Regions from separate parts of the Mus musculus genome. Here regions 1 and 3 are each linked to region 2. Evidence: chromatin loops called from intact Hi-C (ENCODE). Cell type or tissue: gastrocnemius. All regions are shown on one strand. Region 1 overlaps Rad51b (RAD51 paralog B). Region 2 overlaps Rad51b (RAD51 paralog B). Region 3 overlaps Gm46361 (a long non-coding RNA gene).

What was found. Peaks named below come from ENCODE experiments on the same cell type or tissue, not always from the same donor. Only the 100,000 strongest peaks of a DNase experiment are listed, where the experiment ranks them.
Region 1: it touches region 2 in a loop (5-fold over the local background); 5 of 42 quality-filtered maps call a loop at or near these places.
Region 3: it touches region 2 in a loop (2.9-fold over the local background); 5 of 42 quality-filtered maps call a loop at or near these places.

Annotation. Positions count from the first base shown.
Region 1 is chr12:79,755,810-79,763,809 of GRCm38, reverse strand. The region is part of intron 8 of Rad51b (RAD51 paralog B); the gene reads right to left. Among named protein-coding and RNA genes, the nearest start is that of Gm36048, 39 kb to the left of the region's middle. In gastrocnemius, a CTCF peak has its summit at 4,557; no DNase peak of the experiment used is centred here; H3K4me3 peaks cover 815 bases; H3K27ac peaks cover 7,261 bases.
Region 2 is chr12:79,608,488-79,616,487 of GRCm38, reverse strand. All of the region lies in intron 7 of Rad51b (RAD51 paralog B), which reads right to left. Among named protein-coding and RNA genes, the nearest start is that of Gm36048, 190 kb to the left of the region's middle. In gastrocnemius, a CTCF peak has its summit at 3,626; DNase peaks (open chromatin) are centred at 3,367, 3,559, 3,965, 5,275 and 1 more place; H3K27ac peaks cover 4,637 bases.
Region 3 is chr12:79,884,405-79,892,404 of GRCm38, reverse strand. The region is part of intron 1 of Gm46361 (a long non-coding RNA gene); the gene reads right to left. Among named protein-coding and RNA genes, the nearest start is that of Gm46362, 4.2 kb to the left of the region's middle. In gastrocnemius, a CTCF peak has its summit at 3,419 (motif pointing right); DNase peaks (open chromatin) are centred at 1,463, 4,131, 4,751 and 4,989; H3K4me3 peaks cover 556 bases; H3K27ac peaks cover 7,643 bases.

The DNA of each region.
Region 1 (8,000 bases), 150 kb before region 2:
GTTTTAACAGCATATTTACATTCTTAATTCTACCTTAAGCTAAAATTAATAGGTTTGCATTTTTTCAAGCTAACTGTAGCAGCCAGCTGTTTATACATCTCCTAAGTGAGCGGATTAAGTGAAGCTGTGCTTCACAGTTTGCCAAGAAAAGGCTACATGTGAACAATTAGGAGTTACTAATTGGTTAAGAACTTACAACTTTTTTTTTTTTTTGGTGGTGATAAAACTGGTGGAGTGTCCTAGTTCTAAAGGAAGGCAAAGGATGGTTCTAGAGATCAGAGACACGTTCAGGGCATGGGTGACTGTTTTAAACATTTCATAAAAGTAAATAAACAAGCAAATGGTTATAAAACCAACAAAAATAAAGCAAAATGAAAAACTCTATACCACGAGGCCCACGGGAGCGGGATGGAGGGGTGGCAGACACTTGGCTGTTCTTTGGTCAGATATATTTGGGATCTAATCAAGGGCTGCAAGGGCAAATGACAGAGAAAAGCTTCCAGGGAAAACTCTGAGTGAGTGACCTTGAGGAGACGTGTTCCAGACACACTTGCAAGCATCAGGCCAGTGTAAGAATAACCCCAGCAAGGCCTTTAAAGTTACTAATGATGAAGACAATGCTTCCAATTTTACTATATACTAGGCACTATGTAAACCCCTCAAATAGAGGCACCTTACATTGTTTGAATTTCATATCTCAGTACACATTTTTTGAGCCTATGAGATAGCAACACTATCAGTTCTACTGACAGACTTAAGCTATGAGAGATGAAGGCAGTTCCTTAAAGTCACGTAGATTGATTAACGGCAGAGCTAGGTTTCAAAACTAGGCTGCTAACCCCTACTTCGATTAGCCTTCTCTGGGCTCATCAGGTCTTGAAGATCAAATATCTTGTTATTCTCCTGTGCACAGGGGCTGAGAAGGGTCTTGGATTGCCCAAAGGCCCATTTCAGGAACGGTCCTGACAAGTTATCTTATCACTCCTATGAAAATGCTTGTCACTCAGACTCCACAGTCAGCTTCCTTTGTTCTGATGTTCAGTGATAACACAGGGCAAGAGGTCTCAACGAAGGCAGCACATGCATGCCCTGGCTTGGCAAGTTATTTAACTTTGCTCAACTGGCCTAGCAGCTGCATTCACACAAGTCAGGTGGCCTACAGCTGACCTTTAAGCTAGAGGCTTAAACTCAGGTTAGGAGAGGAAAGATAGGTCACTTCACGCAGCTTCAAACACAAGAGAAGAACTGGAGGTGGCTCTGGTGGTAGATGACTTGAGAGGGGTCAACAGGGAGGCTGTCAGTTACTATACATTCATGGTCTTGTTTCCTACAGGAGAACTTAGTGGTCCTTTCTGTCTTTGCAGTTTCTAGCATTCCCATGAGAGGGCTGGAATAAGTGCTCACTAATGCTGTTTATGCAAAATTCAAAGCAGGGAGAGTCTGCTTACTGACTCTTTATAAAAGGTGATTTCCTGCCCAGTGACCTCATTGGTTAGGAAACTGATAAGTAGGTCTTCTCTGTGTTCATTTTCAGCGGAAGTTCTGAAAACTGGGGCACTCTCCCTTCCTCCCATTTTTGAACAACTGTGATATTTAGACCTGCCAAGGCTGTATGACTTCATTGTCTGGCATTTGGTGGATTCCGATACAAATAAAAAAATAAGTCAAAGACATGAACTGGGACTTGAAAATATTTTCATGATTGGGTTGTTTTTTTCCTTTTTTTTTTTCCCCATCCTCACAGGCTAGAGTCTGCAAGGTCCCCAGAACAGCCTAGTTCATTCACACTGAAGTGAGGCTCTCTCAAAAGACTGTGGGAATCCTTATGCCCCACTCTGTCAGAGACTTGGCTAGGTGAGTTAAAGCTTGCTAGTCTCCTTCTGTGATTGCTTACCCATCTGTAAAATTCGAATAATAATTCTTGCCTCCAGGCAACCAAAGGTTCTTGGTGACCCTAGATGGAGATACTTGATATGGCTAAGGATAAATAGCAGGAACAAAGATACAAACACAGAAGATGAAAGGTGAGGGGGAAAAGATGTTTAATCGCAGCTCTCTCCCTTTCTTTCTTTCTTCCTTCCTTCCTTCCTTCCTTCCTTCCTTCCTTCCTTCCTTCCTTCCTTCCTTCCTTCCTTCCTTTCTTTCTTTCTTTCTTTCTTTCTTTCTTTCTTTTCCATTCTAATCGTTATCAGAGATAGCAAAGCTTAGGAATGACTCGGTGAGGATCTGGACGGAGCTTCTAAAACTTCTCCCAGAACTGCTATCTTTTGGAGCCAGTTCCCAGCCTCTGGTGGGAGTTGGATAGGAAAACACATTTCTCCCATGGTCTCTCTGCTCTGTACACACAGGATGTAGATCTCATGATTTCAGGGCTAGAGGAGGATAGCCAAGTTGTTAGGGAGCCTGGTTTCTAGAAGGTGATGGGCAGCTGGTACCACTCTGTGTCAGTCAGTATTTAGGAAGGGCCTGTGTGTTTATGTGTGTGTGTGTGTGTGTGTGTGTGTGCTGTAATGAAAAAGTTTCTTTTCTGAAAACATTTAAATTTATGACTTCTCTGCCAAACATTTCTGAGAGGTTAGACTGTTGCTAGTGAATAGCAGAAGCATGTTTGCTCTGTGGCAGAGGACTCAATTTTAAGTGAATAGACTTATGCATGTTTAAAAATAAGTGGAAAACCCCCACCCCCAAAACAAACAAACAAAAAACAACCCCCTAAAACCAAACTAACAAAGTGGTGACTTCCAGAATAGGAACGGAAGGGAAGGGGAAGGGCTTAAAGGAGTGAATGTTTGGAATACTTGGTTCTTCTTGTCCAGTTGGGTAAAAAGTAAGTTCCTGGGATAAGAAGTAGGAAGTTACAAACGACAATACTCAGGGTTTTCAGGACTGAAATGAGTGTAGGGAAGGATGGTGGGTTACCATGGGAACTTTTTATGGCAGGCCTGATGGTCTGGCCTGTGGTTCTACTCCTGGTTTAGCTGCAGGCTTTCAACAGGAACACTTGGGAGAAGGAGCAGCCATAACAAAGCACCCAGGAGTGAGCCACAGGGCTGACTTTCCCCAATCCTCAGTAGCTTCACCCATGGTCAGAAGGAGTTGTTCAAAGTGACTTCAAATGTCCTTGGGTATACTTACAAACAAAAACAAAGACAAAACAAAACAAAACCCAAAACCAATAAACAATAAACAAACAAAAAAAAATCCAGAGTCTATGATATTTTGACAGCAAAAAAATTGGCTTCTTATTTGGGACCTTGTCTTTTCTAGGAAGCCTGAGTGCACAGTGCTTCCATACTGCCTTTAACTGCCAGGCCCTGCTCAGCAACCATGTATACATACCTAAAGACAGTGCAAGTGTGCGGCCCCTTTGCCGACAACAGGTTTCTCCCCAGACCAGGCCTTTTTCTTTGTCTGTTCTACCTACTACAACCCACGAGGACCAACTTCTAGCAAACACAATTCCCAATCAACAAAGCTTTTAAACTCCAGAGTCTGAGTGGTTGACTGGGACCAGATGGGGATCACCATCCATTTGATTCCAATTCTCCTGTACCAGACCAGGCCAGGGAGCCACTGACCTGTGGCAGACATTTTCCATGGGCTCACCCATTTGATCTAGGGAAATGCGCGGAGAATCTGGGTTACCCCAGTAGAAAGATGAAGTAGGGGAAACATTCAGATCCCCCCCCCCCCCAGCTTTCCACATAGTCAACACTGCCTAGCTGGGTCTCAAGAATCTTCACTGTGTCTGATGTAGAAAGACAGCCGCAGTTGAAGATGAACGGGACACTGCCCGGAACAGGAGTTTTAAAAAACGAAGATTCAAGGTGACCTTCGAGTTCCATGGAGCCACAGGGCCAACATATCAAACAGAGAGATTGGGAAGGCTCAAACATCTATTCTCCAACACAATTTCCTTGGGGGGCTTGCAGTTCGCTAACTGAACCTGTGAACCAGCTGTATTTAGTGTGCTCTCTGCTTCCTTGGGTCTCTAGAACTGACAATCGTCTGTAGGTCAAGTTCCAACGGAAGTGACATTTCTGACCTAGCTCTATAAATAGAGTACTGGAAAAACACCATCAGCTGTACAGACTGGCCCAGGAACCACACGCTAACTATTAAGCAACCATACTGGACTGCCATTTTAGATGAGAAAGAAATAGCTTATGTTATTTATAACCTTCTGAGTTACAAGATTCTCAAAATACTTGGAAGCTATTAGTCTTTCAGATTTACAAGGAAAGGATCTGAGGCATAAAGCCATGTAACAACTGTCTCACCCAATACCATCTGCTCACAGCCCAGTGACCTGCTAGCGGACCAGGCCACTTTGCTTAGGTCATGGAGAAATTGTCGTCTCTGGGCTCTCTCAGCTAGAAGAGAAGGGGGATGGATTGCTGTCCAGTGTTTGCTCATATCACATGCTCAGCCCGACTCAAGCCCCAGTAACACTCATTCCTGGGGAGACTGAGCAAAGGGAAGCAGAAGCCATCTGCTATGGTAGAGTAATCAGCACCTTTGGAATGCAAGATTTAGAGGTGGATTAACCTCCCCTAGCAGCAGGTGGAGCAGAGGCGGGGTGAGCTCACCACTAGGATAAAGCCTGGTATGCACCAGCACAAATCATTCAAACAGCCCCGCTGATTTTTGTATGGGGAGAGAATACTTAGACTTTCCCAGAGTCTTGGAATGGTCGTGTAAGTTATTATCCAGTCGGGATACTTGTGAGATAGAGATGGGCTCATTTGAGTCATAAGGGGACAGCAGCGATGACTTGGGACTGTCCTGGGTGAATGCAGGTGTCATCTAAGAGGGTTACCATGGAGAAACTGTCTGGAATCAGGGTGAGGAGGCTCCCTCTTAGAAAAGGTCAATCTGAACACTGTCCCATTTGGCAACCAAACTATCCCAACTATGTAGGGCTTCTTCTGGGCTGTGCTTGCAGTGACATGCGTCAATATCTTTAAATATAGCTAAGGAAAAAAAAATAGCAGGAATAGTCCCAGTGTCTGAGTAGAAAGAAGCAATCTCCTCTCATGGGTTCAGCTGGCAACACCACCCAGGAGATCACTGGAGCCCCTGAGCCAGGAGTACTGCTTTCTCCCTGGTACTTTCTATTGGAGGGGGACAGTCCTGAAGGATGACCTGAAACTAAGTCTCTCAACCTGTGAGAAGAAGTTGTGTGTGCAGGTGTGCATATCCATGCAGTGTGTGGGTGAGCCAGAGGGTGACATTAGGTGTCCTGCTTTTCCACAGAGGCTGGAATTTTACATTGAATCTGGAGTTAAGCTGTGAGCCCTAGGGACCCACTGTAGTGCCATGTTACAGGCAGGTGTGGCCATGCCTGGGTTTTTATGTGGATGGTGGAGATCTGAATTCAGGCCCTCATGCCTGCACAGCAAGTGTTCTTATCTGCTGAACCATCTTTCCAGCCCTGAGGAGAATCTCTAATTAATAATGAATTCCCTTATTAGAGTGAATTCATGCACACGAATGGGAATGGAAATACACACACACACACACACACACACATACTAGCAAAAAAAAAAAAAAAAAAAAAAAGCAAAAACTGAACTATTTAAAGAAACCTGAAGCACATTAAAAAAAAAAATCCATGCTCATTTAAAATAAGCCAGGATGTTTACATGAGATGTCCCTTGTCCCCAGATGTATTTCTATCCTCTTGCTATGGATTTTTCACATTGCACTTAACAGCTGTCCTGGTCTGAATTTTGTTTTCCTGCTCTCATCATGGTATCTGAGGCGGCCGGAGGATGCCAGAGTTGCAGTCTCAGTAAATCTGTATTATGCATGGTCATCATCTTAGGTTTTGGCCATCTGATGTTTGTTTCGGGAAACACGGGCTAATGGAGAAGGAACACAGCTGTCTAGTCTGACATCAGGTTGGTTGGAACCCTGACTGCTGGGGTGAGAGAAATTCCTCAGACATGGACATCCAGACAACTGCCTTTGAAGAGAGCTGGAAAAGGTTAAAAAAAAAAAAGGCATATCCTTTATCAGTTACTCTTCCTAGGAAGACTTAAGACGCAGGAAATATATAGAAGCTGTACATGTTTCAGGCCTTAGTTTGGATAATGAGAGAGCCATGTGATAACCCACTCAGCTGAAAAGCAAGGGGACTCTCTGACAGCTATGCTTTGACTTTGGGAACTCAGCTCACAAAGAAATGGAAATCCCAGGTCTGGTAGCCAGTCCCTTCACGTTTAGTTGAAACCTACTACGTTTAGTTTAGACCTACGTGAGCAGTTCCTACTTCATACCTGCATCAGCTCACTGGCTCTGCAAGAGGCAAGGCCAAGAGGCAAAAGAGAGAGAGAGAGAGAGAGAGAGAGAGGATTTATCAGGAAGTATGTTCTTGAAGAAAAATGTTTCTGTGAAACCAGTGACCAAAAGATCTTCAGCGACACTTCAGCTAAACACAGTGTCTAATCCTGGACTGAACTCTAGAAGGCCTGCCACAGCAACATTACTGGGACACCTGGCAAAGCTTAAATATTGCCCTTATATTACATTACAGTGTTGTATCAATATTAATTTCCTGGGTGAAAGAATAAATGTAGTATGGCTGGCTGTATAAGAGAAATTGTTGTTCTTGGGAGACAAATGAAAGTCTCAGGGGATGGAAGACTATGACATCTACAACGTGCTGTTAAATGGTGCCACAAAGACAGTAACAACGTCATGATATCACAAACTAGGTGGATAATGACAGTAAGCCAGAAGCAGGTGAGGCAGAATGTCAACAGCTAGGAGATGACACACAAGCTCACTGTAGTTTTCTTAGAATGTCCTGTGTAAAAATGTAAGTTAATTGTGAGAGATGGACTGGGCCACTCACAATAGCAGGACATGGGGTTGGGTCAAATGTTTCTCACATCAGAATCACCTGATTAACCCTTTAAGGTGTTGAATATGGAGTTCCAGGATTCAAACCCCAAATCTAAGACACCAGAACTTCTACTGGCACTGTCGTCCCCCCGCCTTCACCCCCAGCCCCCTAGCACAAACACGTAGCAGGAGTTTGCATTTCTGTTTGCAATGGCCCAGGTGCGTTTGCATTGGGAAATCTTCAGTGTCTTGTGACACAGGCTCTGTATCCTTTTCATCTTGGAGACACAGCTCTGCAGAATGCCCTTTGGCCCAGTGTTTAAAAATGTTGTCTGCTGACTTTATCCTCGTCCTAGCTCCCAAGGGGAAGAGAGATGTGAGTGCTTTTTCAGAGTGGCCATAACTCATCTGTCTGGAGCTGCTGTCAGAGGCGCCACCCAAAACATCCAGAGAGGGTGGAGGAGGGACAGCTGACAGTTTGTGGCATAAAACAGGTCAGGGCTAGAATGGGCCAGGTCCGTCATTTAGGGACTCTCATTAAGGCGCCTTCCTCTGTTATGCTCCTTGGCCTGAAGTTCTTCAAGGCACTAAAGTGGTTCAGCATCCAAGAGGTCCAGCTCTTGCTGTCACTGACTAAGGAACACTCAGGGAGTCAGGATAAGTAAAAGGGACAGGAGACAGACATCCTCAGGTGTCTCTAACTCTGGGGTTGTACGTATAGCTGATAAATGAAGAGATGGAGGGAGGGAATGAGGGAGGGAAAGATGGAGGGAGGGAATGAGGGAGGGAATGAGGGAGAAAGGGAGAGGGAGAGGGAGAGGGAGAAAGGGAGAGGGAGAGGAAGAAGGAGAGGGAGAGGGAGAGGGAGAGGGAGAGGGAGAGGGAGAGGGAGAGGGAGAGACTTAGCCACTGTAGCCCACCTTGCTGCAGCCATTGTTGAGGCCTGAGTTCAGGCCTCTCTGCTGGCCCAGCTGCCTTCCTTCTGGCATCTAAGAGCAAGCAAACAGCGGTGGAGAATGCTTTTAATTATCACCTAGCATGAATGTGAGGATTTATTGTTATGCTTTCCTCCCACCCATCTCAATTGCCCCTCTGGGAAGCAGAATGACTGATAGGAATCAGTATACACTCTTGTATGGAGAGAATGGAAT
Region 2 (8,000 bases):
TGGCTGGTTTGGACAAGGATAACACACACACACACACACACACACACACACACACACACACACACACACACAAAACTAAACTGAAAAAAAAATCAGTTGGGGCAGTGGATAAGGATGTTGAACCTGTTAAGACATGGAGACAAGTGAATCAATTTGTGAGCCTCTAGGGACAAATGTGACATTTGCAAGGTACTGAAAAGAATGCAGCCCATGAAGGGCTGACTCTTTTCTGAAAATTGTTCCCTTTATTTGCTTTCTGAAACACAAGAGTCAAAGGGACAACTCCTCCACATTCCTTTAAAAGCTTTAACAGGTTTCAAGTTATTTACCAGCATCTAAAATAGCAAAAGGACTGGGCCTGGTCCCTTCTCCAGCTCCACTCCCGTCTAGGAAAACAAGTTTGACACTTTTACCTTATGCTTTTAAGAAGGAATTTTAAGAAGGCTCCTGAAGGTGCTTGGACTGAAGGGAGCACCATAGTAAGCGAGACCTTACAGGGATGGTAAGTCCAGAACAAAATGTGGTTTGGAGGAAAAAAGTTCCTTCTCCAAAAGTGTACAGAAGCCGAACTGCTCCTCCCGCCCCCAACCCTGGCTCTGTCAAATAAGAATCAAGGACTTGTCCATGACTCCTAACAGCAGGGACTTGACAACTGGTCAAAGTCAACTGTATTTGCCCGGCATTTCCCTTTCCTCTGGAAGGCTTTTTCCCCTAATTAATAGAAGTTATGAGTCTGTGCTAGAGAGCTCAATAAACTGACACTCAAGAGTAGTCATTGGCTTTTTTATGCTAAAAAAAAAAAATCAAGGCAAGCTGACCTCTAACAGCTCATGCCTACTCCAGTGAAGTGCTGGGATCCCAGGATGCAGTCCTGTGCTGGGGCAGCCATTGTGTTTCTCCCACATTACTTCCCCCTGCAAACGCCTCCAGACCCCCAGCTCTACTCTCTATTTTGTTCCCTCTTTCTCTTTCTCTTCTCTTCTCTTCTCTTCTCTTCTCTTCTCTTCTCTTCTCTTCTCTTCTCTTCTCTTCTCTTCTCTTTCCTCTCCTCTCCCTCTCCCTCTCCCTCTCCCTCTCCCTCTCCCTCTCCCTCTCCCTCTCCCTCTCCTCTCCCTCTCCCTCTCCCTCTCCTCTCCTCTCCTCTCCCCTCCCCTCCCCTCCCCTCCCCTCCCCTCCCCTCCCCTCTCCTCTCCTCTCCTCTCCCCTCCCTCCCCTCCCTCTTTCTTTCTTTCTTTCTTTCTTTCTTTCTTTCTTTCTTTCTTTCTTTCTTTCTTTCTTTCTTCCTTCCTTCCTTCCTTTCTTCCTTCCTTCCTTCCTTTCTTTCTTCCTTTTAACTGTTAGATCCCAATCCCTGAAGTCCCTGTCCTGAGCTGTCACTCAGAAGTAACTATGGGGCCTTCAGTGAATTAGTGCTGGTGTCCTAAGGCTGTGAACAGGCCTGGGCAACACTCAGAAGGCCTGTTCCTGGAGGACTCATGGGGTGGGAGGTAGGGAGCCTATTTTGAGTGTGTTTTTTCTTCCTGTGGAGAAAAATACTAAGGCCGCCATCACTGTGCTGTTCAGTGTGGAATTACAGAGGCCAAGAACTCTGTAGTATTTGAAAACATTTCATTAAAGGAACTGACTGAATTCTGGTTTGTTTCCCTGAAAATGTAAGCTATGGAGCAGACATTGTAGTAAGAAAACTACACCCCTTGACACAGAAGCAAATATAGAAACAAGCTGTGACTCATTTTCACCATCCCTCCAGTCCCAAGACTTTAAAGCATGATCCACAGAATGAAGCCCCCCCCCCCCCCGTAAAGACCCACTACACATTTACTGTGGTTCCAAGGGCAAAGGAAACCAATTAATTGGAAAAGTGTGAAGATAAAGACCTTCCAGGGGGAGGGAAGGGAGGTGGAATAAAAGAAAGGACCGACAAGAGCAAAAATATCATAAATTAATCATTCAAAATGGGTGCAAAATACTAGAGTGGGGCAAAGCCAAGCTGTTGTTTAGTCCCTGCCCAGGGCTAATCTACACAGCACTCTAGAAGGCTCAAGAGCAGCTATTAGAGGAAACAATAAAGAAGCCCCTCCCCCTGGAAATTTGATCTCTGCTTTGGAATTTTTATGACATTTCTTTCTTAGGGAAGGAGAAGGTCTCACCACCCTCTTCCAGCTTCAAAGCCTGCAATTAATATCCTTGGCCTGCTTTATGTACGTTGTTTGAGGTATTCTCAAAAGTCATATTGCTGAATTTAATGAAAGTCCATTAGGCAACTGAATCAGCAGAACACTTGGGCCTTCATCTACAGAACTATCCTGTAGACGAGTCACCTTGGTCACATTCACGAGGCCCTTCAGTGTCACCAACGCTGTATGTGCAAAATTAGGATTTTATCAGGACTCTTAGCTGAAAACCAAAAAATGCTTTGGGTTCCCCAGTTGGGAAATGGTAGGTCGTGATGTAAGAATATGTACAAAGTGATTTTGGTTCTTGTACAAAGACACTTGGTTCTTGGTATTACGCAACAAGTGAGTTCCTGAAAAGTTGCGACTTACACAGTCTATTTTTTTTTTTTTTTAATTCTCATCGATGGAGTCACTTACAATCCACATCAGGAACTCACTACTCACTGTTTAATGAAATCTGATTGTGGTTTCAGCTGTGAGGAAAGAATGCTTTGTAATTAAAACGAAATCTTTCTGTTTGATCAATTTTCTACATTCAGACTTGTTTTTTTTTTTTTTAACTGAAGTCTCAAGGTGGGTACTGTCAGGGTGCTATCCTCAGTTGGTACACAATGTTTTGTTTTAATGGTGTTTCTTCTTTCTTAGAAAAAAAAAAAAAATCCAAAGATCCAGAGAAGTATTTCTGTAACCGGAGTTCATGCTCTCTACAACATGAAAGGACACAACTTGTACTGGTGCTTTATTTAGCTTACTGTGGCCTGCGGCCTGTGGCCTGCGAGGCATCCAGGGTAGCAGACCCCAGTACACTATTAGGTAAGAAAACAAGAACAAAAACTGGAAGCCATGTCTCACCCACCTACGGCAGCTCTGCCAGTCTAGCTACACAGCAGAATCAAGATGGCGCCATGCCAGCAAAACAAAAATCTGCCTTCTGTTGTTGTTTGGTTTGTTTGCTTGTTTTTGTGATCTTCAGCGTATCTGAGTTAGTGGGGACAGTGAGTGATCGTAGGGTAATGGCTTACTATGATCTTCAGGCTCAGTCTGCTGTCCCTCTGAGAAATATCTAATGAACTCAAGGGAAGGTCTTACCTTCAGACACCCATGACCCAAATGACATGCCAAGGCAAGAGTGCCAGCACCACTGTGTGCTCCCATCACAATCTGCCCTTCGAGGCAGCTGCTGGCAGGCAGTGTCTGCCCTCTACTACCAGAATGCAATGGGGCAGAAAAATTAAACTGCAAGTGGGCTGAGGGAATAAAGGGAGAAGGAAACTTAAAGGCAGTATCTTGGAAGCATATGTTTCAGACTCACTGCGGGCAGTTCCCTGTCAAGCAGAGATCAGCCAGGTTGGTTAGCCTAATCTCCCCAAGCCACAGATGGTCTAGGCCTCCTCATTCCTGTCCCTGGGACCACAGCCAGTGGTGTGGCCACCCTGCCACCTAGCGTTCAGTGTGAAAACAAGCAGCACGTCTTGACAATGCATGCTGGGTTTCAAGAAGAGCCAGAAAAGGGAGCCAAGAACTTTGCTAAATTCCCTATCCCTTGTTCCCTTGTTTGTTTTTGTTTTAAATGAAGGTTATTCAACGCTGGCAGCCTAGTGAGACACTGCCAATAACCCCAGCAGCCCCTCACATCTGAAGGGGAAGCAAAGAGTACTGGGTCTGAAGTGAAGGCGCGGAGGAGAAGGCCCATTCCCTCCACATATGGTAAATGGTGTGGCTACGGCAGCACTGTCTCGGGCAGGGCAGGAAAAGTGTAGCCGTTGCAGGAGAAGATGAGGAAAAGGGACTGCTTTTTAAAACATCATTTTAGCAACACGCATGGTGGGGCAATGAGATAAGCCGTGGGCTTGGCCTGCACGCCTGGGCGTGAGCCCCGCTCAGCAGCTTCCTAGCAGTGTGGTTGGGTCACACACAGCTTCCAGCTTCAGTTCTGTTTCTGGAAAACAGCTGTACTTAGATGTGTCTTTCCTACTTCCACAAAACTGCCTTGAGGGTCTGCTCGAACAAAATGTATGCGGGGGCACTTTGAGCAAAAATTCTGTGGGCTAGAATTAGAACATAGGTTAAAATTAGAGTGTTCCAAATACATTTCTTTAAAATTATGCTTCATCCAGGATAACGAGCCCACCTTGACAAGCCACTTCAATGTCTTACATATTCACAATATTTTTTTTTCAAGACAGGGTTTCTCTGTGTAGCTCTGGCTGTCCTAGAACTTTCTCTGTAGGCCAGGCTGGCCTCAAACTCACAGAAATCTGCCTGCCTCTGCCTTTAATCTGCTGGGATTAAAGGTGTACCACCACTGCCTGGCCCACAAAATTTCTTAAAGCAACAGGACTGAATTCCCTTCTTCTGGACAGAGCTCACATTGTGATGACAAGCCAGGCATGAGGAGGCAGGGCTTTTCTTTGCTGTTCCTGAACTAACTTTCTGTGTAACTTCAAGCAAAGCCACTTCGCTGTCCTCAGTTGCAGTTTGTAAATACACAGATAAGTCAGCTGTAGACTGAACAGCCACCTCCTGCCACTTCTAAGATAAAAAGATGGCTTGCTTCTGATACCCACTCTTCCCCTTACACGAAACAGTCTTGAGGATCCAGTAGGATTTCTTTGGAAACTTAAGCTCATCACAAACCAATACAATGCAATTTTTCCAGAAAAATCCTAAAAGCTGTATGCTAGAAAAGACAGTCTTGGGAAGAAAAAGGTGGCCACTGAAGTATGAATGTGTTCGTATCCATATCAGAACATCCCAGGCTGCTCACAAATGGCTGTGGCCTGAAACAGCTCACCAAGCTACCCACCTGAGCTTCCACACTGACCACGAACGTCATTGCTTCCACATAGCTCTGAAAATACTGTCTGTTCTTTTTTTAGTAATGCTTTTAAACAATGTCAAGAAAAGAATTTTCCTTATCCAGATTTCTTCTCTGCCTACAAATGTCAACAGGACTTAGGAAGACAGTAATGAGAGCCCACTGACGTGAACTGCAGACAAGAGTCACACTGAAGCGCCATCAAGCCTGGAACATGACCATGACTGCCAGGGCAGGACGCGACTCACAGCCACCTCAGGCTCGTGAGCTTTTCCTCTATGGAGGGTGACCTGCTTTGAACATCTCAGCTTGTCCATCCTTTGGGAGAATGCCAGGAGTTAGCTTTGCCTGGTATCCCTGGGTGTCGTGTTGTGTACACTACACAAGCACACTGGTCCCAGAGGATCTAGCCCTCTCCTTTCTCCCCTCTGCTAGACCATCCACTTTCTAAGACAAACAGATTTTTCTCTAGTCTTTTCTAGAGGCCACGAAGACAGGGCTAGCCAAGGTTTGTGTCAATCTTCCTCCACTAGCCAAACAGCAGAAAGGCTCACTGGGATGCTACACTGCTTTAGCTCCATCAAGTCACTATCTGCCCAGGGAGGCGGGGCCCTTTGGGCGCTCCTGCAATAGAACCTTTTCCTGGAGGAAGTTCAGGGCTATACTTGCCCCAGACCAAATACACATGAAACTTTAAACTCTACAGAGCTTTTTAAAATGAGGGGCCTTGCCTCTCTGTGGCTTACAATAACACCGAAGGCTTGTTGTATCTCATTCATTTTGGCTGTTTTCCAGAGCAGCTGAGAAACTGAAAACAAGCCCACTGCTGCCCAGCCACTTCTCTTCTCACACAGCTCCTCCCTCCCCCATCCCTGTCACACAGGACTCTTCCTGACACACAGACAGGACGTCAGGTATATTCTGGGAAGAGTATACAGGTGAAAAATCACCTTGGCCTCAGTGCTCGGAGTTCAATACCAGTCTGGAACAGTCATCCTTTGCCCAAGTCAGACTGTGAAATTAGACTCCTATTCAACACCTGAGGCAAGAATTTGCCTTTTAGATATATGTATCTAAGATCATAAGTGTTCCTGGAGACATCTCTCCCTCCACTTCTATACTCCTTAGCATCTCCATCCTTTTGGATGACAGTAGAAAGCAAGATTTGTGGGGACCTTTGGTGGAAAGTTGATTTGGGAGTAGGGTTCATAATACCATGCACTTGGTAGAAATGAAATTGGCAGGCTCTGTGCAGGACTCCAGGGCCCCTATGCAAGGCACTATTGCTGTGTATTGATTACAGTTCTGATCAACCAGAGCTGCAGATTGATTGGCTTCAGTGTTTACATCAGCTCCAGGTTCCCACATGGGTGAAGAGAAACAGACATTCAGTGTTAAGAGCTACTATCTGGCTTGTTTGGTTTTGTGTTCAGTGCTGTGGGCTAAACATATGCTAAGCAACTGCTCTATCTCTAGCCCAGACTGCCACGACTGTCTGGGAAGTACTAAGTTTCTAGCTACCTTAGTTCGCTGGACTAGATGATGAATGGAAGACTGGGCCCAGCTGGCCTGGAGCGGGCAGAAGGGACGAGAACACAGGTCATCGGTTTACCTAGGTGCTTTTTTGCCTTAGTCTCAATAGACACATCCAGCCCTTTGCATGAGGGCGTTCTCTGACTCCTTCAGCCACAGAAAAGATCATGAGCCTTTCATAAGATACCCATTCATCTATCCCAATGTCCGGAGACTACTTTCTTTGTGCAGTATGCTGATTAATTGCCAAGGCAACACCTGTGCATCCCCTTTCCATATGGGAAGCATTCTAGGAAACCCATGTACAAGACTGTGCAGAGATCACCCACCCAGTGGCTTGGAATGCAGTGTGACCAAAGGCATTTCCAGAGACCTCACAGGGTACAATGGCCATGCATGGGTGGATTTACTGGCTGGATTAGACAAACCAACCGCAACCTTTCCATCTTTTGTTTAGAATCCTTCCAGTAGATTGGCCTTGTTACTAATATTGATGCCAAGACTAGCAATTGCTTACAACAAAGAATTGCTGTTAACCCCTACTCCCTGCTTCATTCACCCTAATTATTCCCTAACAATACAACGGCTTCAAAAAGCTTCCAACTGTCCAGCATACACTCTGGGCTGTAGGAATCACTGAACACAGCGGTCTGTCAAGAAAAGACAATACCAAGGCAGCTTCTGTTTGCAAATTTGTTCATCTCAGAGATAATAACAGGAAAAAGTTCAGCAGGGAGAAAGGAAGTCTTGCCCGGCAGATCTTCTGGTTGTTCACCCATTCTGTATCTGTTCCAAGTTCTTGGGTATATTCTTCACCACTCCCAAATACAGGAAAAAGGCTAGATTCTCTAGGAAACATATTTTCTACGTATTTGATGAATTCTCATTGTTATCTAAATCAGACTTCATTGATGATTCTGGTTGAGACCATTTCTGTTTTCTGAGGTTGGGTATCTTATTGTAAAGTAGAGAGAGAAGTAGGCACTGGACTAGCTCGTGGTAATGACGGCACTTTCCCTAATACTTCAGACAGACAAATGGAGCCCACCAACATATAGCTGTGCTTTGTTTGTTTTTAAATAGACAACAGATACCTTTGGGTTGACAGAGTAACTGAACAGAAAAGCAACAGATTAAAAGCAGGCCATCATGAAAGGAGACCTGTTTAGTGAAACTGAAGTTGAGACAATAATCCTGGAGGTTTCCAAATGGTGTGTGTGGAGGGACCTGTGGGATACAGAGTCAGCATGAAATCAAATGAGAGGGAGCTTCTGTTGATTACAAATCAACATGTAATTAGGCTGAGAGGCACCCATGGTGAGGAAACGCCAGAAGAAATCAAACAGTGCTGGTTTACAACAGGCATTGTGGTTGGCTCTGTGTTTAGGAAGAACAGACCAACACAGCAACCCAGGATTTCAGATACCCAGGGATAAAGGCGATTCATTATAGTCTGTCTGAGTCATGGAATA
Region 3 (8,000 bases), 280 kb before region 2:
TGCACAGAAGGCAGAACCCTCTGACTGTACAGGAGGGAGCACCCTATGACTCTTTACAGAAGGGAGCACCCTGTAACGGCACAGACTGGAGCACTAACTATGACATGAGAAGGGAATCGAGACCTCCTCCTTCACCCTCAGAAGAGTTCTGTTCTCTTCCTGTGTCAGGATGACCCCCTGCATCTGAATTCTCCTAGTCCTTTCCCTTTCCCCGTCCAAAACAGATGCTGGTGACAGCTGGGGAATGCATAGCAATAAAGAGTTATTGGACAATGGTCAGAGCCAGCCAAAGTGTGACTAGGCTGCCTTTTGGTGGCAAGTTGCCTGTCACCAGAGGCAACCAAACACGAGCCCAACACCTCTCAGCAGGGAGAACAGGAGGATTCCACCCAAGTTTCTCCAGGACTTAGGAGCAAAGACACAAAGACATACCTATTAGACCTTTTCTTTCTTCTAGATCCTTCTATTAAAATGTATCTGGCCCATAGATTACACCCTGGATATGAACTAATCATTTTTTAATAAGGACATGTGATTCATTGGTGTGAGGGTTTAGGTTCAGATAAATCTGTCTTCCCTTCCCTCAGTATTCATGGGTTCTTTTCTAATCAAGCCATGGTTCAAGAACCTTGAATTTAATACAGATTCTGAGGAAATGTCACAGGTGGCCAGGAACATCTCTGGTGGCACTTTGGAGGGATAACTTCTGGAGCTCAAAATTCCCAACTTCCCCAATTTCTAGAGCCCGAACAATTGGCCTCAGAGGTTTCCAGGAGATCTGAATTTTTAGACAACTTGGACATCCTGAAATCAAATGCAGATGAGGTCTTAAGAACTGGAAGAGGTCTCAGAGGGTAGCTAACAACTTTGAGAATTCCCAGAAGTCCCCCAGAAGTGACAGCTCCCAATCAGGGAGCTCAGGAGAGAAAAGACAGAAAAGGGAACAAGCTCAGAGGGGCCAGGGGCCTCAGGGTCTCCCTGTTACCTGTAGGATGCCCCCATCATGGCCCTGGTGGGAGGATGATCCTCATGTCTCAGGCCCTGTGCATTGTTTTGCCCCACCAGCACCCACTCCATGCTCATTATGGCCTGCACCTCTGGCTCCTCAGCTCCTCCTGAGCTGTTGGCCAACCTTGTACCTAGATCACCGCCCAGTCTCCTCTCTCTTCCCCTCTGTTGTGAACACAGGATGGGACCTGAGGAGGTCACAGCTCGGGCAAAGAGGGAGGGGCAGGACCAGCTCAAAGCTGCAGGGAGTAAATCAAACTGCTCTCTTCCTTGGGCTGTCTGACTGGCCTTGCAAGCCTTTCCAATCAGGGAGTCTAAAGTTACCATATTGACAGCATCTGCAGCCAAGCCCAGCTCTAAAGGAGATGAATAGCAGTGACGCAGGAGCCCAGTGGAGGTAAGTGGTTGGGCTGGGCTGGGGGGAGGAGAAGGGGGAGTCCCAGAGGAAAAGGACAATCTCAGCAGGGGTTCTGGGCACTAGAGAAGTGGGGGCAAGACGGGAAGCAGGCCAGCAGCCTCCTAGACCAAGAGAAGCAAGGAGGAGAGAGAAAAACGCGTCTGGCTTCAGAGAGTTCTTAAAAAGCTGTTCCAGGCTTTTTCTGTCTCCAGGAGGTTTCACTGAGCCTCCAAAGCAGGACCCCTAAAAGTTGAGTTTCCATGTGTACATAGTGGTGGGGTCTCCATTGGGTTTTGCTTTGGATTCGTTTAGTAAAGTGACTGCATCTTGTATGTCCCCTTCCTAAGTAGTCTTGACCAGCCCATGAAGAAATGGAAAAGGACTCCATTGATAATAATGGCCTGGAGGTCAGAGTGATTTAGCTGTGGACAATGAGACCAGGGAGGCCGAGGAGTGTTCGATGTCGGGGTGTCTCAATATGCTTTGCTCGGGCCTGGCCTGTTCTTTCTTAGGGAGGAAGGATACCTTGGAAAAGTACACAAGACAGATGACCCTGTCCCTCAGAGAGCATCAGCTAGAAGGGACCTATGTATTCCAAGGAGGAGGAAGACTAGAGGACCAGGCTGCGTCCCCTCCCTTCATGATTCACTACAGATACGTGCATTCCGAGCTCTGTGGAGTGAGTGGGTACCTAGCCCATCTAACTCTCCCCACTTGAGCTAAAGCGTCTTCACAGCGATAGGTTTTCTGTACCGTCTTCTCTATAAGTTTTCATGCCATTTTTCTGTCTACTTCAGCGACTACAGTAAATGCAGACATCATTGTGACAAGAAGGAAGGCAGATGGGGATATCCCTAGAGATGGTCTGGATGTGGCAGGGGTTTCTGAGGAAGGGGGCTAGCCTAAGGAGAGACCTAGATCAGCATTAACATGAGGACTAACCCCAGCATCTAAAACTCTGAAACCTGGACCCAGACCTCTATATATGGGCTGTTCACCTATCTAGTCCATGAGTGCTGTTCTTGGTAAGAGGTAGTAAGAGACAGGAGCTAATGGTGTGGTCAAGCTAAGGCCTTCCCTACATAGGTAGGACATTCAGCACTCATCCACATCTAGAAATGGTAGGTGACGTAAGTAAGTCCTGATGGACACAGCTCGCTTGTCTCATGGCCCAGTATCCCTAAGTGCTCCCCAGTAAGAGTAACCTGCTAAGAACTGGGCAGACTGCTTACCCAGAGTGACAGCTCCTATACCCACTGACCTTTGCCCTGACCTGTTGTCAACAGTAGCTGGAAGTCCTCCTTTTTCCTCCTCCTACCTCTTAGATCTCTCCCTCTGTCTCCTCCCCAGCGTCTTTTGCTGCTGCCGCATCAAATGGTGTCTTCTCTAGGTTTGGGCTTCTGTTTGCTCTTTCAGATATGTTTGTTCTGCTTGAGTGACCTTATTACTCTGCTGGCTTCACTTACCACCCATGCTCTACGATCTCAGGCCCAGCCATCTTCCTGAATTTCCCACATGTATTTCCAAATGCCTACAGGACACTTCGAGCTGGGCATTGTGTGGTTCTCTCCAATCACACATGTCTAAAGCATATTGGTTATCATGACCCTGCCTCCTATGACAATCGCCTCACATGTTCCTCCCCTGTCTCTTTTATGTCAGTTGACAAAATTGCTATCCCACAGATACCCAAATGGAAAACTTAAAACCACTCTTGATCTTCCCTCTCTCACTGACATCTGCCCTTTCCATCTGTGCCAACATCAACCTGAATGTGACACACACACACACACACACACACACACACACACACACACACACACACCGGCTATGGCAGATTCCCTCTGGGATCTGGCCACTCTTGGTTCTCTCTCTACTCTACAAATGGGAGACAACTGTTCAAACACAGTAGCTGTTTGTGCTAGTCTTTGTGTTCAGAACTGGTATGGGTGGGGTGTTTGGTGTTTTATCTGTGAACTGGATGTGTGCCTAGCTAGTGCTCACAGAAGCCAGAAGAGGGAGTTGGATTCCATGGAACTGGAGTTACAGGCCCATGTAAGCTACCTTGTGGGTACTAAGACTCAAACTCGAGTCATCTTGTAAAACAGACAGTGCTCTTAACCTCTGAGCCATCTCTCCAGCTCCACAGACAGTTTCATGACCTCAGACCCGCTCTAGAACCACGGATGACCTTTGAATTTCTGATTATCTTGCTTCTATCTCCACCCCAAACCCGGGGGTTATATGTGTGCTTGCACCACACATGGTTTCTGCCGAGCTGGGAATTCAACACAGGTCCTCATACGTGCTAGGCAAGCACTCTACCTACTAAGCCACATGAGCCCTTTCCTTGCAATCCTTTTTTATATTCCATATTCCACTTCATGTTGAACCCCAAGCCTATCTAAATAACAAATGGATAATTGATATTTTGGAAATCAATGTGGGGTCCTTAAAGGAGAATAAAGACCTTAGGGATGACCCCTTCTGTCCTCATGTTTACTCTGGTGGCTCCTCTTCTCAAATCTCCAGTGTTTCTCACACTGTTTCTGCCCCAGGTGTCTCCTGTCCAGATACATAGACAAGACACCAAGGGCAAGGGCATTCTGGTTCCATTCCAAGACAATGACTGGCACACAGTAGGGCCCTGAAACAGGCCAGCTGACTGTCAGGGGCATGAGGCAAGGGGAAGTGGCCGTTTGCTGCTACCATATCCAGTGGCCAAGCTGTTTGGATGGAAAAGGGCTTCACTGACAAGTGTGGAGCTGGACGCACACACCTCTTGCTCAAGAAAAACAGCTTTGTCCCCGTGTCTTGCCCTTTAAAATACCCCATGTACAGCCAAAGAAGAGAACCAAGAGCCAGACACATGCCCGTGGGATCTGATGGTCAATGGTCTGCTCTTATCATCCTGAGCAGAAAGTCAGCGGGCTAGAGCCAGTCCTAAGACTTGGCTTCTCCTTTCAAATGATCTGTGCAGACCCAATTCTATTTCTATCCCAACAACAAGGTATTTATTTCTTTTTCAAGGATCTCAAGTGAAGCCTAGCTTCTCAGTTGTTCCCACATCCCGTTCCTGGAATTCCCTAATTTCTATTCCCTGAGACAAGAATAATTGAATACAGGGCTTTGTTGGTCTTTGGCAAAGCACTTAGAATCGCTGCTGGCTTTGGCAGGATGGGGGCAAGGTGGACAGGTAACCAACCGTAAGAAATTCCAATAAAAATTCTGAGTAAAGGTACGCTTCAAATTAAGAGTTAGATTTTGTGTGTATGAGAGAGAGTTGTTTCAGGCTAGGTGCCTGCTCTCGGAACGTTCTGGGCATGTGCCAGTGTGCTTGGCGTCCCCTGTCATTGTTGACTCTTGCAAATTTCACACATGCTCACCTCATCTTCCTTTCTTTTTACAATCTCCCCAGAAAGCACCCCACCTCTGACCTGAGCATTTCATTAGTCCTCCCTCCTTAGAGGCCATTTGGGATTTTTCTTGACAGTCGTTTTATTCACTCTGGCTCAGACCTGCCAGCCCAGCTTTTCTCAGCCAAGCCTCCAAAGGAAACATGATCTGCTTGCTGCGTCAGATCACTTGGAAATAGATACGACTGGCTTGGAGTCACTCCACGCAGGGCTGTAAAATTGCTCTCCTCCTTCTAAGTGGGTTGGGTCAAGCCCAAGCTGAGGCAAGAGGTTTCCAAGGAACACGGAGCACAGGCTGTAGTAAGTGGCAGTGATGGAGACAGTGGCTCGCTCACTTTGGAGTCAGTATTAACCTTCCATTGTGAAGGGTGACCTTCATGGTCAAGCACAAGCAAGACACTGGGGTCTTTGCTGGGGTGCCTGAATCATTTTACAAGGGTGATGAGGATTCAGGCTTGCTGTGAATCTCTTCATTCAAGCCAAGTTCTAGTGTAAAGTTTTGCTATTTCCAAGAAGGTTAGTCGATTTGATTTCAAGATGTATGTGTCTTGTGCAAAGTTTGTTAAGGTATCTACTCTTCTATTGGGCCACACTAACAAATACCATCAAAGTTCTGATACTCTTTCCAAGGTTTCCTTGGAATTCCAAATAGGATTAAAATACTGCTTGGCTCCTCTTTTCTTGTTCATTTTAAATTGTATTTTATATGTCTGGATGGTTTGCCTGCATGTATGTACACCATGTACACAGAATAAGAAGGCCAGAAGACAGCATTGGATGCCCCCAGGAACTAGAATTATAGGCGTTGTGAGCCATGATGTAGGTGCTGGAACTTAAATCCAGCCCTCTGGAAGAACAACAAGTTCTCTTAACTGAAGAGCCGTTTCCAGCCCCTGGCTTCCTTTCTCACTGCTGTTTCATTCTGATGCCTGGGAGTCAGCCTGGTCTAATGAGTAGGGCTCTTAGGTGGGAGTCCCAGGTCTCAGCAATGCCAATCAAAGCAAGTCCTTTAATGTGCGTCAATTGCCTCATCTATGAAATGTGATTTGTGCTAAGTGCTTTGACCATCACAGAGCACTGTATAAAGACAGGGAAGGGTTGCTCTCAGCTGTAGCTATGGGATTGAAAACAAGGTTTTCTGGGGGTTTTATGGAAGCTGTGAGTTAAAACATGACAGGCAGACAAACATGACAGGCCAGAAGGCAGGACGATGACTATCCCATTAGAAACACGCTGCAAACTCTCTAAGCTCATCTGTCAGGATTTTCATATAACCTTTCATTTTAAACAATAGAATTAAGTTACTAAATCTCATGCCTGGTAAAATAATTTGCCCCTGCCCCCTTTTTTTCCTGCCAGGGACACAGAAACAATTCTCGTTGCTTAATTATTTTCTGGAATGATAAGGCACTCACTGACAGATCGAAGAAATGATTCCATCTGAGTCTATCCTGGTAAAGCAAGGTATTGGGGTTACAAGAGCACATGAAGTGGCCTCCATGCAAAGGGGAGGACTTTAAGTAGGGATGTAAAGTGGGAGGCATGCGAAGCGGGGAATTGGGAGCAGAGGAAAGGGGTAGACAGAATCTCTGGGATTGGTCTGGTTATCTGTCCCTTCTCCTAGTGAATCTTTAACGGCCTCATTCCTGTTTCTATAGACCTTGCTACCATTATATCTGCTCTGAAATGTGTGACAGTCTCGCCAAGGCCTGAGGAAGCTGTTTCTCTGCGGCTGTTTTGGTATTCAACCACTTGCCTTTGCCAAACAGCTTCTCAGTCCTAGAGATCTGGGGAGATCTAAGAGCAAAAGTCCTTAACTTCAAGACCAGCCCCTCGGGAGGTCTGAGCTTATAAATAGCTAACCATGGAGAAGGAGGCAGAGGGGAGCAGAAGAGTCACAATGGAGCAGTGGTTGGCAGAATGTGGTCCTAGGGCCAAACCCAGCTCCTGTTCTACTTCTGTAATGTGAGTTTGATTAGAACCAAGCTCATTTGTCTGCATGCTGGCAATGGCTGTTTTTGTACTACAGTGGCAGAACTGAGTAGCCGTGACAGAGACAGTGAGTGTCATGACTCAACTTGATTGCCAGGTTGGCTGAAAGGGCTTAAGAAATTAGTAAAGGGAACTTCAGGGTACTTCCCTCTGCAAGGATGATCCAGAGAACAGTAGATAAGGAGACAGACTTGCTATGACTGTGGTGACGCCATCTCAGCTGGGTGGATGCTCACACAGAATTAAAATAGGAAAAGACTCAGGAGGCAGAATTAAGAACATTATCTTGGGTTTGAGGCCAGTCTACTCTGCACTGTGAGTTCCAGCCAGGGAATCATAACAAGATCCTGTCTCAATAAAAACAAAACCAGGGTCTGTCACCGTGACTTACACTCTAATCCCAGCCATTGGGAGGCAGAGGCAGGAGGATCTCTGCAAGTTCTAGGTCAGCCTGATCTAGACAGTGAGTTCTAGGTCAGCTAAACAAGACCCTGTTTCAAAAAAACAAAGCAAAATAAAACAAAATAAAAGACAAATGTGAGATAGGGGCAGGGAAGGTAACCCTGTCTCAGCTTCCTGGCTGCCTTGAGGCAAGCTGCTATTCATTGTCCTGCCTTCTATGCCAGGATGGATTGAAACTCTGAAAACTATGAACAAAATAAATGTCTCCTCCCTTAAATTGTCCGGGTCATGATTTTGTCACAGTAACATGAAGTCTGACTAACACAGACAGCCTGACTCTCAAAGCTTAAAATATTTGCTTTCTCATCTTTTAAAGAACACATTTGTTGAGCTCTGACTTAAGGGAAACAAGTCTTACAAAAGTTTAATTTGGATTAAAGTAGGACCAGGAGAAACACAGCCCAGTTTACTGGAATAGTGAACACAAAGAGACAGAGGCAGTAGAGGATCTTTTATAATAAGACAAGCAATGAGCTGTCTTCTTATCTGTGGACATGGCTGAAATGTTGGTGGCCGTAGTGATGTTCAACCTCTTTGTGACTTCAAGATCTATAAGAGGTATCTCAAGACATTTTCTTCCATTCACAAGACTATATGAGGTCAAGACAGAAGCAGGGTTTTCAACCCATGCCCTTCCAAAAGGATGGTGAAGTTCAGGTTGCACATTCCAAGAGTCAACAGGTTAGCAAAATAACTCGGGTTCCCAGAAAGCAATACAACATCTA